2 separate regions of the Homo sapiens genome follow, and region 1 is linked to region 2. A link is a contact called in ENCODE Hi-C or POLR2A ChIA-PET data. All regions are on one chromosome and are shown on one strand. Each heading gives the region's core, a stretch centred on a gene start or an enhancer-like site at or near the end of the contact. The rest is flanking DNA. Distances are from core to core; before and after follow the strand shown. Region 1 overlaps LOC105373948 (a long non-coding RNA gene). Region 2 holds the start of COPS8 (COP9 signalosome subunit 8).

The links. Hi-C counts contacts between places; a loop is a spot of excess contacts on that map. ChIA-PET counts read pairs that join two places held with the same protein, here RNA polymerase II (POLR2A).
Region 1: a map of gastrocnemius medialis shows a loop between it and region 2 (4-fold over the local background). The contact joins the enhancer-like site here to the promoter of COPS8 in region 2. A Hi-C loop is called at or near these places in 1 of 168 maps with a recorded cell type or tissue (gastrocnemius medialis). POLR2A ChIA-PET finds 5 or more read pairs at or near these places in 1 of 52 experiments (MCF 10A).

Annotation. Positions count from the first base shown.
Region 1 is chr2:236,727,525-236,734,180 of GRCh38, forward strand. It overlaps LOC105373948 (a long non-coding RNA gene), which reads right to left. Exons shown (of 6, transcript XR_924022.2): 5 at 4,743-5,028; 6 at 3,999-4,294. Among named protein-coding and RNA genes, the nearest start is that of ACKR3, 160 kb to the left of the region's middle. Within about 2 kb of position 4,952, at least 15 of the 41 ENCODE cell types and tissues checked have a DNase peak (open chromatin) inside an H3K27ac peak, as active enhancers do; they include gastrocnemius medialis, where a contact is called at or near this core.
Region 2 is chr2:237,080,311-237,087,138 of GRCh38, forward strand. It overlaps COPS8 (COP9 signalosome subunit 8), which reads left to right and starts at 5,579. Exons shown (of 8, transcript NM_006710.5): 1 at 5,579-5,732; 2 at 6,817-6,828. The coding sequence starts at 5,655. It overlaps COPS8-DT (COPS8 divergent transcript), which reads right to left and starts at 5,511. Exons shown (of 3, transcript NR_187934.1): 1 at 3,846-5,511. RefSeq lists enhancers at 4,625-5,519, 5,160-5,709, 5,520-6,414.

The DNA of each region.
Region 1 (6,656 bases), core at 3,702-6,201, 350 kb before region 2:
CAGTGGCACTATCTTGGCTCACTGCAACCTCCGCCTCTTGGGTTCAAATGATTCCCCTGCCTCAGCCTCCCGAGTGGCTGGAATTACAGGCACCCACCGCCACGCCTGGCAAATTTTTGTATTTTTATTGGAGATGGGGTTTCACCATGTTGGCCAGTATGGTCTCAAACTCCTGACCTGAAGTAATCTGCCCGCCTTGGCCTCCCAAAATGTTGAGATTACAGGCGTGAGCCACTGCCCCCGGCCCACACACAACTGTTTTTTTTCAACCCTGAATTAGAATTTAAGCAAGGAACAAAGGGAAAATTGTCAATGCTGAAAAACTGGAAAAGCAAATGGGTTGAGGCTGCACACGGTGGCTCAGGCCTGTAATCCCAACACTTGGGAGGCTGAGGCAGGAGGATGGATTGAGCCCAGAATTTTGAGACCAACCTGGGCAACATAGCGAGAATCTGTCTTTACAAAAAATTAAAAAATTAGCCAGGCATGGTGGCAGGCACCCGTACTTCCAGCTACTCTAGCGGCTGAGGTGGGAGGATCGCTTGAGCCCAGGTGATGGAGGCTGCCATGAGCGGTGATCACACCATTGCTCGCCAGCCTGTGTGACAGAGCGAGACTCTGTCTCTACTAAAAATTTTAAAAGTTAGCTGGGCGTGGTGGTGCATGCCTGCAGTCCCAGCTAGTTGGGAGGATCAACGTCTCTTCACTACAGCCTGGGTGACAGAGTGAGAACCCATCTCAAAAAGTAAAAATAAAAAAAGGGTAGAGTCGCCAAAGCTTGGGGAAAAGAGAGCACAGAGAAGGAAAGTAATATTTGCTGAGCATCTACTATGTGCAAGGAGCTTTAGATGATATTTTCATGCAGTGCAACTGATACTCACTTTACACGTGTGCACGCCAGTGTCCTGAGGATCCAAGGAACTTGCTCTAGTTTCCACAACTAGCAAGTCCCAGAGAGAGATTCTAACCTCAGCTACCTGGATCCAAGCTGGGCCGTGTTCTCTCTTCCAAGGGTTTGGCTCGATGCTGGGCGGTGTCCAGGGTGGGACGGGTCTCTGGGGCATCCCCTACCTCACTGCTGTCACCCCACCTGCCTTTTCATGTCTTGGCTGCCCGGTGCCATTGTCCCCTATGTGAGGGTCTCCCTCTCCCTGACACCGGATCCTGCATGAGAGGCAGTTCGTTCCCCTCCCTGAGAAGCTTGGCTCAATGCCCATGTACATTTGGGGCGAGTTAGAGATCACACAGTGTCCGGTGAAAGGTGGAATAAATAAATGAGTGACTGACCATGGCCCTCCCGATCTTTCGTAGATTTCTGTTTTGCGTCACTGGCCTAGGCAAGCACTTAATAGTTAAACGGTTTCTCCACTCCCAGCCGGTTTTTGTTTTCTTTCTTCTTTGTTTTCTTTCCTTTCCTCTCCCACCCACCCCATTTGTTGTGGTGCCTACTTTGAACTTGTCATCAGCAATGGTGAATTCAGGAATAAAAGGCGACAGAAGCACAGGAATTGGCACTTCTCTGTGTCCCTGGGCAGCGCATGGCCTGGTTGTTCTGCTGTGACCTTTGGCCTATGACACCAGGATGAGGATAAACAGGTATACACAGTCCCTGCGGCCTTTGTGAACAGAGGGCGTTTGCAAAAGACAGTTGTGTGCTGTTTCTTTCTGAGTAACTTCCGTGGAGTCCCACTGCCCTGGAGAAAGAGGACAGGATGTGAGGGTCTGTGCAGCAAGTGGGCAGAAGGCAGCACCTGCTCCTCATTGTCAAAATCTGAGAAGGACTTGGAACTGGAAGAAAAACAAACCCCTGGGGACGGATTGGAACCAGGGCTAGGAAGGAGCTGCAGCTGGTGGGCGGGAGAGGTGGCAGGATGGGTAGCCAGGGCCTGGATTGTTGCTCCCTCAGCACGTGCTGGCCTCAGTGCAGGGAGGACTTGTTGCAGGCTCAGAGACAGATTTCCACCTGCAGGATCTTGGCAGACCCACTCAAGGCCTGCTCTGCTCCTTTCCCACCTGCCTGGACGAGGCGTCTCAAAGCTGCTGGAATCTCCGAGATGGGCAGAAGCCCATGGGCTGGGGCAATGCGTTTCTACTGCGCTTTGTCTCAAATGCTGAGTGGATGATGCTGCTTGGTGTCTGGGGAGCATGTGTAAACCTCAAACTTTTCTAAACCCTGGCTTTGTCGTGGCAGCCTTGTGGAACCGTGCAATCATAGCGTACCATTTCTGTAATGAGAACCATTTCCCGAATATTAAGCTGGGCGCAGATCGCGTATCTTAACAGGGAAGAGAAGAATCTCTCAATTTTGTTAAATAAATATATTTAACAAGAGTTTAGGTATATAAACACATAGAGGCACACATGTCTATGAGTGTTTGTATGTATGTATATATACCTGTGTGGGGAAAACACTCTAGAAAGCAACATATCACAAAGTTAAACAACTTTACCCTTGGTGGCAGTTGTTTTCCCTTTATTTTCCATTTTCAAAATTGTCTAAAATAAAAGAAGCAAATATGGTCAAAACGAACTATCAGAAAGAGGATATTAAATTGAAAAACATTATAAATATGCTTTAGATTGTTTTTTGAGGGTGGTGTGTTAGATTCCTTGAGTTCCAATCCTGTTTTCCCCACAGAGTCCACCAATGCATGATCTTGGATTTCCCAGTGCCTCAGCTTCCCTAACTGAAACAGAGAAGGAATAACAGCCTCCAGTAATGTTCTAAAAGTTTAAAAGTTAGTTTTTATACTTATGAAATGTATCACTGAGCATTAAACATCGTTTATCCGCATATTAATAATTCATTAGGTTTTAACTATTACATTCCAAACCACCAATGCAGCACATTGAAATAATTAGGCTGATCATTAATGGAGAAGGATGGGGATAAATGGTGAGTGCATCTACAGCTTTTTTTTTTTTTCTTACGAAAACAGCAGAGGGTAACAATGTTGTGACAAGGAGGCCGTTGCTTCGATGAGATTACAATCTTTGACCTCAGAAACTGCTGGTGGACTGTGAGTCTGGAAGACGGACCTGGCTTCTCTCTGCGGCAGGGAAGGCTGGGGTCACAGCAGGCCGGCTGGAGTTCTCTGGGTCACCTGGGGCTGCCAGCTCAGCTCGGTGGCCTGGCTCACATCCCCGGGCACTGTCCCGTGAAGTCACAGGAGCTGTATGCCCAGCCACTCTCCCACCTTGACAATTCTTCCTTCCCATTATTGGTCCTGCTAAATCTGCGCTGAGGCTTCCTAAGAGAGAACAAGTCCCCCGGGTCATCCTCAGGCCCTTTCAGTCCCTGTGCTGGCTGCACACAACCTCCCAAGCCAGAGTTAATGCACCCAGGGCTGACAGATTCAGCAAATTACAAAGATAGGAGCCCAGTTAAATGTGAATTTCAGATACATAACCAATAGTGTTTTAGTATAAGGGACACACTTAAACTAAAAATAGCCACTGGGCTGTTTCTCTGAAATTCAATTTTAATTGGGTGTCCTGTATTCGATCTGGCAGCCCCTGTGCACCACAAATCCAAACACCCACTAAGAGGTGTATTTCAATAGCATTTCAGGCAAGTGGTTAGTAATGGAAGGCAAGGCCAGGCACCGTGGCTCACGCCTGTAATCCCAGCACTTTGGGAGGCTGAGGCGGGCGGATCACTTGAGGTCAGGAGTTTGAGACCAGCCTGGCCAACATGGTGAAACCCTGTCTCTAGTAAAAATACAAAAATCAGCCAGGCATGGTTGCGGGTGCCTGTAATCCCAGCTACTCAAGAGGCAGGAGAATCTCTTGAACTTGGGAGGCAGAATTTGCAGTGAGCTGAGATTTTGCCACTGCACTCCATCCTGGGTGACAGAGCAAGCCTCTGTCTCAAAAAAAAAAAAAAAAAAAAGAGAGAACTTAGAAGGGGGAATATGTCCACCTCCGAGGGAAGTTCAGATTTAATTTAAACCAGGTGTTGGCAAAGTATAACTCATAGTCCAAATCCAGCCCATGGCTTGTTTTTGTAAATGAAGTTTTATTGGAATGCCACCGTGCCCATTCATTTACAAAGTCTCTATGGCTGCTTCCATGCCACAATGGCAGTGCTGGGTAGTTGCATCTGAGACCACATGTGGCCCATGAACCTGAAAGATTTAATACCTGGCCCTTTACGGAAAAAGTGTGCAGACTTCTGATTTTTAAGGCATGGCTGACAGCTGCCCGGAGCCGGCTCTGGTCAGAGTAAGAATATTCAGGCCCTGGGATGCCCCTGATGTCCTGCGTCTCACAGCATTTTTGTTTGCATTTGACCCTAAGAGAGAAAAAGAACCTAATCTAAGCATCTAGGACTCCCAGGCTGGGAGCCGCAGATGGGTCATTGACCCTAGAAAGTGGGGTGGCTACATCAGGCAGACTGCTTTGCCTATTCAGGACAGTCATGCGGGAGTGACCTCGTGAAGATCTTCAGAGTCCAGGCCCCAGGCATTTACCATCTCACCAGAATGGCCATGTCATCCAAGAATGTTGCTAGCCTGCTCACCCCTGAGATGAATATTGTGGGGTAAGAAACCATCGTGCAAGGCAAGGTCCTGTCACCTAGCATTTGAATCCAGCTTAACCTCGTCAGAAACAGCAGCGGGTTGCACAGGGCAGACTATCACGAGGTGCTCCTTGTCCAGGCAAGGCTCCCTAGGGCACTTTACCAGAGCCAGATCACTTACTGGGATAAAGGGCATGAGTCACAGGACCGGGCACGTCACCTGCTGGGAGATGCATCCTCATTTGCTGTGCTACCCTCAGCAAAGGCCGATCTGTGTCTCCTCAACCTGAGGGTCAGGGGGATTATCTTTGCTTCTTCTCTGACCAAAAGGCCATATAAACATTATCTGAGGGGAAGCAAACCAGAGCTGCCTTTCACAGCATGGTCCTCCCAGGAGAGCCTTCAGGTTACGTAAGCAGCTCAGCTGACTGCAGCAGCTCAGCACCAGATTCTCTGGCCCAGGCTCATGGTCCATCTGCCAGGAAATAGAAGCTCTGTTGCATTGCCTGGAAGAGATGCCACAAGAGGGAAAGGGGCAGAGAGTTAAAAAAGTTTAAAGAGAACAAGTAAATGACATTACAAGAAATAATGCATGAGAGTAAGTTTCCAGCCTTAAATGCACTGAAGTCTACCCAAGGATGTCTTATGTGGCAGCCAGTGACTCAAAGTGGCTAGTGACTTCCTGGTGGTTACCTGGCCTCCCTTCCTGGGAGTCCACCTGTCTAAGCCAGAGTTCATGGCAGGGAACACTTTAGCCCCACGTTGCTTTGGGCAGGTTCTATGTGGGCCCAGAGATTCAAACGACACCTTTTCTCTTTAGTTGCCATCTTCAGGTGCACGATGGGACCATCGCAACCTGCAGAGGAAGGGATTCCCTCACTCTCTTACTCCCTAACCCATTCATTCACTTTTTAGTATTTTTCTCATTCACGTATTTAATATCCTACTGTGCTGCATATGGTTAGATTTAGTTCATTTCTCTAGGACTCAATGGTTTTTTAAAAATGTAAGCAACAAACCAACATCTTACCCAGAATCCCAATATGTCCAACAAATAAGAGGTAGGTGGTAACTTTCAGGCAGATACAACTTATTATTTATGTATTTCTGTGTGCATGTATTTGCATGTATTTGGAAATCTTCTCCCTGGGCTCCTTACTCCCTCCTCCCCTGCCACTTTTCAGATTGGGGGAAAGTGTCCTCATTATTTCAGCTGAATTTGCAGCCCTGAGCCCCAGGGATGGAAGGCGTGAGTCCAGCATTGTGAGACAGCAGTGCCGAGAGCCTTCTCTGAGTAAGGCAGGAAGCCTTCCCAATTCCAGTCTCCAAGTTTTATTCTTTCCTGAATCAAGGACAATGCCAGGCTTTTGGGCGTGGAGGCCCTCTCTACATGAATTCCCATATGAGGCTCTTCTATTTCAACAGCCTCCAAATTGGAATGTATTTTGAAGCCCCCCATACAGCCCCCTGTTGTCATTGACCCTAAATCTGCAGGCACAGGAAATTGGTCCACACCCTGCTCTGTACGGCTGCCCTGTAAGTATTTGAAGATGGTTCTCTCGTTCTCCTGAAGTCTTGGGTTTTCCCCTTCTGCTTCTCACCATCTTTTCTTTCCATGGCTTCTCATGTATGGTGGATTTTGAACTTTTCCTGGACATGCTCTTTGAACCTCCTTCAGTCTACTAGTGTCCTTAAGGCCTCGTGTTTGTAGCTAAACCTGGCACTTTGGATTTGGATTTTCTGTAATGGAGCTGAGGTGATCCAGACATCATGCTCAGGGCATCGTTAACCAGCAGGAGATGGCTCAGTCCCTAGCAGCTCTGCAGTCTGTGAAGGTGCCTAAGTTTTCTCACGTGCATGCCTCTCTCAGTCACATCTTTTTCACTCTGTACACATTTAAGTGTATGTCTGAACCCAAGTGCACATTTTTTAATGATCACTATTGAATGTCTTTCTCTACATTTATTCTTCGCTCCAGTTATCAAGATGTTTCTAGACTTTCCCTTGGTCATTGTACTGAGTTATGTCCCCCAAAAATACATGTTCCACCTTCAACTGTGTACCTGTGAATGTGACCTTATTTGGAAATAGGGTCTTTGTGGATGTCATCAAGTTAAGATGAGGTTATACCAGA
Region 2 (6,828 bases), core at 4,329-6,828:
CTCTGATCTTCTCAGCTTTTCTACTGGACACAGAATATATGTTTACCCCAGAAAGCAAGCTGGAGTGAGGGCAATTAGGACCCCTGTATTCCAGACCTGTTATGCCTAGTGTATAGTCTCCATCCATGAGTGGGAGCTTGGTGGAGGAAGGGAGCCTCCTGCCTCTTGGCCACAGTTAGCTAGAATTTAGCGTTAAACTTGGAGTTGGAGTGGATGAGAAATGCTTGCAACCTTCGCCTTCTTGTGAGACACCTTATCCCTTGTTTGATAGAGGAAGGGAGAGTGAGCCCCATCTTCTTGACCACATCCACCCACAGTGGAGCTTCTATGAAGCTGAGCTAGGTGCGGGGCTGGAAAGAGCAGATTATGGCTCAAATGCCACACACTCTCTCTGTTCTTACCAAGTTGTGATAGATTTTATTGAATAAATTTTTTTTTCATTTTTTATATACCTTTAAGATAATTTCCAGAAACTTTTAAGTTTTCTTAGAAATTTTCTCCAGCTATGGTTGTTTCAGTGGGAAGTGTCTCCACAGAAGTGGAACTCCCCTTCGTGCACTTTTTAAACTCTAGGGGTGGTAATGATGTCAACTATTGTGAGCCCTGGGGTACTATCCTTTGTAGTTTTCCAGTATCTTGCCAATACCTTTGTAAATAGCCATTTTATTAAATTTTCCTCAAATTGCCCAATCTGAGATATGGTTTGGCTCTGTGTCCCCACCCAAATCTCATCTCGAATTGTAATCCCCATGTGTCAAGGGAGGGAGGTGATTGGATCACGGGGGCAGTTCCTCCCATGCTGTTCTCATGATAGTGAGTTCTTATGAGATCTGACGGTTTCGGGGTTTTTCTGTGTGTGTGTGTGTTTGTTTTTGAGATGGAGTCTCACTCTGTTGCCCAGGCTGGAGTGCAGTGGTGCGATCTTGGCTCACTGCAACCTCCACCTCCCAGGTTCCAGGGATTCTCCTGCCTCAGCCTCCTGAGTAGCTGGGACTACAGGTGTGTGCCACCACACCCAGCCAATTTTGTATTTTTTTGGATTTCATCATGTTAGCCAGGATGGTCTCGATCTCCTGACCTCATGATCCGCCCACCTTGGCCTCCCAAAGTGCTGGGATTACAGGCGTGAGCCACCGCGCCCGGCCGAGATCTGACGGTTTTATAAGTGTTTGAGAATTCCTCCTTTGCTCTTCTCTCACCTGCCTCCATGTAAGATGTACCTGATTCCCCTTCTGCCATGATTGTAAGTTTCCTGAGGCCTCCTCAGCCATGTTGAACTGTGAGTCAATCAAACGTCTTTCCTTTATAAATTACCCAGTCTTGGGTATTTCTTTACAGCAGTGTGAAAACAGATGAATACACTGAGTATTCCATATGTTTCCTGCTACAATCCAGACCGACACAATGGGAGTGTTGTGGGCACAGAGGTGACCCGGGCTCATCATCCGTTCTCCTCTCCCACTCTTTCTCCCACACTGGCCGACTCATCCACATCCCAGAGCTTCAAGAGCAGGTTCATGGGCCAAAGAGCCCCAGGAAGGGAGATGGGCCACTTGATGAATGCTTGCTGTGGTTTCTTCACGACATGAATCAGACAGATCATGTGGTCCTAGACCCAGCCATGGAAACTGTGATCCCGAAGCAAATGGGCAACCAGTGTGAAACTGGCGGGAGCACACCTGAGGCCCTTGTGACATCACTTCTTCAGGGACCTTATTCATAATAAATGACTCTATAGTTCCCAGGAGCAAATGGAGAAGAAGACTTTGAAAGGGCAGAAAATAGGACCAAAAAACGTCAAATTTCAGAGTTTTGAATTAGCCATTGTGCTAGTCCATTTTTGCGTTACTATAAAGAAATACTTGAGACTGGGTAATTTATGGAGAAAACAGGTCTATTTTGGCTCATGATTCTGTTGGCTGTACAGGAGGCATAGTGCCGGCTTCTGCTTCTGGGAAACCTCAGTAAATTTCCAATTATGGTAGAAGGTGAAGGGGGAGCAGGCATGCCACATGGCAAGACAGGGAACAAGACAGAGGGAGGAGATATCGTGCTCTTTTAAACAACCAGATATCACGTGAACTGCTAGAGTGAAAACTCACTCATCACCAAGTGGATGGCATTAAGCCATTCGTGAAAGATCCATCTCCATGATCCAATCACCTCCCATGAGGTCCTCCTCCAACACTGGGGATCACATTTCAACACGAGATTTGGAGGGGACAAACATCCAAACTGCATCAGCCATCCTAGTACAATTTCCAACCTCCTCAATCACTGTGCTTCTCCCAGAGAAGAGTTATGGGACAAGGGCCAGTTTGCACAAGGAGAAGACCAGGTGTGGTAATGGGTCTGAGACCCCCATCCTATAGCCTCCGGAGTGCATGATTCCCTTCAGCACGCTGACCCCATCCCTCGTTGCAAGAGCAGAGAGAAACGCAGTCCTTCCCACTCCAAAGCCAGCATCTCCAGGAACAGAGGGTCCTTGTGGGTGCCTCTCATTGACTTTCTTGCTTCTTCCCAGTCTCGATCCCTCTTCTGAGTCGCACCTCCGGAGATGACAGCCTTTTACACCACACTGCTCTTTCCTGTCCCCCTTCACTTCTCTCATTTACTATCAAAAGTCTGGGGGGAAAGGTGGCTCCAGCACAGTACAGTGACAACTTAAAACTGAATGTCAACCATCACAGCCCTGAAGACGCTTCAGTGCTTCACTGCCACTTGGAGTTCCCAGTGTCCAGGCCAGGGTCTCACCTTAGACCCCAACTGCTCCCAGAGACTCCTCTCTGCCCCCCAAGGACTCTCCTCCTACCCTCTCTGGCATCCAGGCTCCAACTCCCAAATTCCTGTACTGGCCTTCCAAAGAACAGCTTAGTCCTTTAAGTGACACCCCATCTCCACCTCTAACCTGTGATATGTATCAAAAGCCTCACCGGGATTTCCTATTCAGCAAACAGCCACCTTTGTAGGTTTCCACCTCTTAGAGGCCCAAAGCACCTGCCAAAGCGTTCACATTATAGTTTTCCCTTTAAATGATCAAATAGCCAAGCAGGGCTTCTATTGAATATTTCTTTGCCCGAAAAGGGTTAGAGACCATTATTACAAGCTTCAAAATCCTGCTCCTCATAGTTCTGTCAAGTGATCTTAGAATCATACTGCCCTCAGTCCTTCTCTTCCTTGCAGCCGTGGATGAAACTCTGTTGCTTTATTACTCCAAGATCTCTCTAGTTCTGCTAACTACTTATGTGCCCTTCTATTTAATGTTGGCAGTTCCTTGAGGAACACACAAGTGTTTTTTTTTTTCTTTACATTTCATTCAGGGAATTACTAAACAATCATTTCCACACAGAGATGTTGTGGATTACGCCAAAAAAAAAAAAAAAATCAAGGATGGCTGTCTCTGTCTTGAAATGCTTAATAATTTTATCTGTAAACTTGTGGTTTGTAAGTGAGGTCCATTAAGACAATGGAGCATGAGCCAGGGAAACGGGCCTCTACGTGTGGCCACTGATGTTCCATACAGCATTCATAATGCACCATGCACACTGAATTCCCTGTGGACCCCTGATGTTGCGAGGCCAGCAAGACTCAAAGTGAGCACAAGGTACTCGTGCTGTATCTACAACTGAGGGAGCTGGGTGCTGACACCCCAAAAGGCCGCACTTTTCCCCTTAAGAGAGTAAACTTGTTTCGAAGGCAGAAAGAAGGCAATGGTGTCTTAAGAAGCATGAAGAAACCATATTGTATGAGTCATGGTTCTCTAGAGGGACAGAACTAATAGGATATATATATTTATATATATATATATAGAGAGAGAGAGAGGAGTTTATTAAGTATTAACTCACATGATCACAAGTCCCACAATGGGCAGTCTTCAAGCTGAGGAACAAGGAGAGCCAGTCCAAGTCCCAAACTGAAGAACTTGGAGTCTGATGTTCGAGGGCAGGAAGCATCCAGCGTGGGAGAAAGATGTAGGCTGGCAGGCTAGGCCAGTCTCTCTTTTCGCATTTTTCTGTCTGCTTTACATTTCTAGCTGCACTGGCATCTGATTAGATGGTGTCCATCTAGATTAACAGTGGGTCGAACTTTCCCAGCCCACTGACTCAAATGTTAATCTCCTTTGGCAACACCCTCACAGACACACCCAGGATCAATACTTTGCATCCTTCAATCCAATCAAGTTGACAGTCAGTATTAACCATCACTCATATCATATATTTTCTTATTCATGCACTTCTTTATATTAGACACCTGATCATGCCAAAAGGCCAGTCCATAGTTCTTTTGCTTTTCAGTCCTTCCTTACGCATCGGTGAGTCCCAGGTCGAGAGTAGAGGTAGAATTCGTGCACGTAAAGTGCGATGAAAACGGGCAAGTTCACTTTGTGCAGCATCTGTTTTTACCAGCGTGGTTCTGGTAAAAACAAAATCTATATGCATGTATAAGCTATGAAGTACAAATTGCATAATTTCTGTGATTCCACATATGAGATCAGTGCACTTATATTAGTATTTAAAACTGGCATTGCACAACGTAAAGATGGATGGTGAACTTCATGCTAACAATTTAAATCTAAATTTTTCTTGGAATGATATTAAATAACACATAAAAACACTATGAAAAGAGAGAAACTGAGAGGAAAGAGAAAGTTTTATATTTTATGACCTCAGAGGCACTTTCTTTCTGTTTTTTGAACAAGGAAGCTCCGCACTTTTCTCTGAGCTCCACAAATTATGCAGCCAGCCTTGCAGCAGGCAACACATCAAAGCCTCTTTCCTGGGGGTCTAGTGAGGGATGTAAAACACAAATATGTTAATAATATACAATATAATGTCACTAACAGTAAGTGCTGTGCTAAACAAAAGCCAGGATGGCTACAGCAAGCCGGAGGGGAGCTGAGAATTAGATGTAAATTCTGAGGGATGGGAAGGGCCCTAGATTTTAGGGCGTTGTGCAGAAGAGTAACCAGATCTGCTCTACGTTTCAGGAAAGGAAAAAAAAATTCCCTCTGGCTGCGGTTCCGAGAATAGCCTGGAAGGAGGCAGGGGTCCCGGCTGGAGAAGCGTGGCTCCGGGGTGGGGCGTGCAGGGCTAGCCCGGGCGGGGGACGCTGCCCAACAAGCAGGTTTGCGGAGACTCACACCTTAGATTCTGAGTTTTTAAGCTTGTTTCCTCAGAGCAGGGAACTCACGAACGTTTCGTGAGCACCTACGGTATGCAGGGTACGGTGCGGAGCCCTAGCGTCACTGACGACCGGGACAGCCGAGCAGCTGCAGGATCCGTCGTGTTCCCCAGCAATTTTAATATTTAAAAATTCGTTACTGTTGCTGTTACTTGTTTTCTATGTATTGGATGTCTTCGTGAAGAACCCTCAAAAGTGCAACGAACTCCTCCCTGCCAGAGGGCGGCCGCGCGCTCTGAGTACAGCTTCCCGCGGAGCCGGCCAGGTCCTCCAGGGCACCGAGAAAGCCGGCCAGAACGGCGGCGCCCTATCCCGGCCGCAGCGATGTCTGACGGCGCCCCGGAACTGACGGTCTGGTACGCAGGGGCGCTCGGCGGCAACGGCGGCTTTAAACGTCATCGCGGGCGCGACGCCTGAGGGACAGTCTGGGGTTTGGCTGTCCGGACGGTGCAGCGGCGAGGCCGGCCGCGAAGATGCCAGTGGCGGTGATGGCGGAAAGCGCCTTTAGTTTCAAAAAGTTGCTGGATCAGTGCGAGAACCAGGAGCTCGAGGTAACCCTTTGCGTCGCGCTGGGAGAAACTGCGGAGTAGTCTTAGGCCCTGGGGCGGCACCAGTTTCCAGGGTAACGGGGTCTGAGGCTAGCGGGCTTTGGGAGCTCACGGGGCGGGCGTGGGAGGTGGACGTGTGGATCCCTGACCGCCGCAACCTGCTCCGACCGGGCCCGGTCTCCCCGAACTCGCCGGGACCTTTTTGTTATGTGTCTTCAGCTTGTGAGCCCGAAAACCCTGTGCGTCTTTGCTCCAGCACCTACCGATGAGCTCATATTAATTAGGCATCTTTCCTTCCCAGTATCGGGTTGGGAGAGGGTAGTAAAGTGGGTTTTATTAAAGATCTTGGTATACACACACACACTAACACACACACCGCAACTCACACGCACACCAAGAAAAATGTGACCATTGTAACCTTTTTTTAACTCACAAAGCCTTTCTCGTAATGTTGTCAAGTTAGCTTGCCATTTTGTCTTCAGTAAGACAGATGAAAGTTATGCAGCTGTTAAAGTTAATGTTTTTCTTAGACACTTAAAAAGGGTTTATATCATTAGTTTTAAAATTAAATAAAGGAGACAACATCCAGAAGCAGCAGCTCACTAATAGATAATAGATACTTTCCAGTTGAGTTAAAATGGAAAGAATTGTCTTTGCAACGCAGCTGTGGTGATTTTCTGTCTCTTATTCAGGACGCTTGATGTAATGGGCAGAATCAGAATGCTTCAGGAATCTGTCGAATTTGTTTCTTATAATAGTAAGATCATTTAAATGGGAATTTGAGAACTGGGGAAGGGGATCCACTTACATATTCTTGAATGTATAAAGAAACTGAAGCCCAAAGGGAGATAAATCAAAGCTGATGACGAATATAAACTTAATACTCAGAATTTTCGTGTTTGATACTTCTCTAAGCTGTTTCTAAATCTATAATAGGACTATAAGATTACTTATAGTCTTAGACTAAAAAGGCTTACTTTTAAAATTAGCATTTATAAAATATTATTTTAAAAATGAAAGTTAAAGGGTAAATGAGGTTTTTAAAATTTTGTGTTGTTTTGTTTTGTTTTCATTTTTGGCCTTCTAGGCCCCTGGAGGA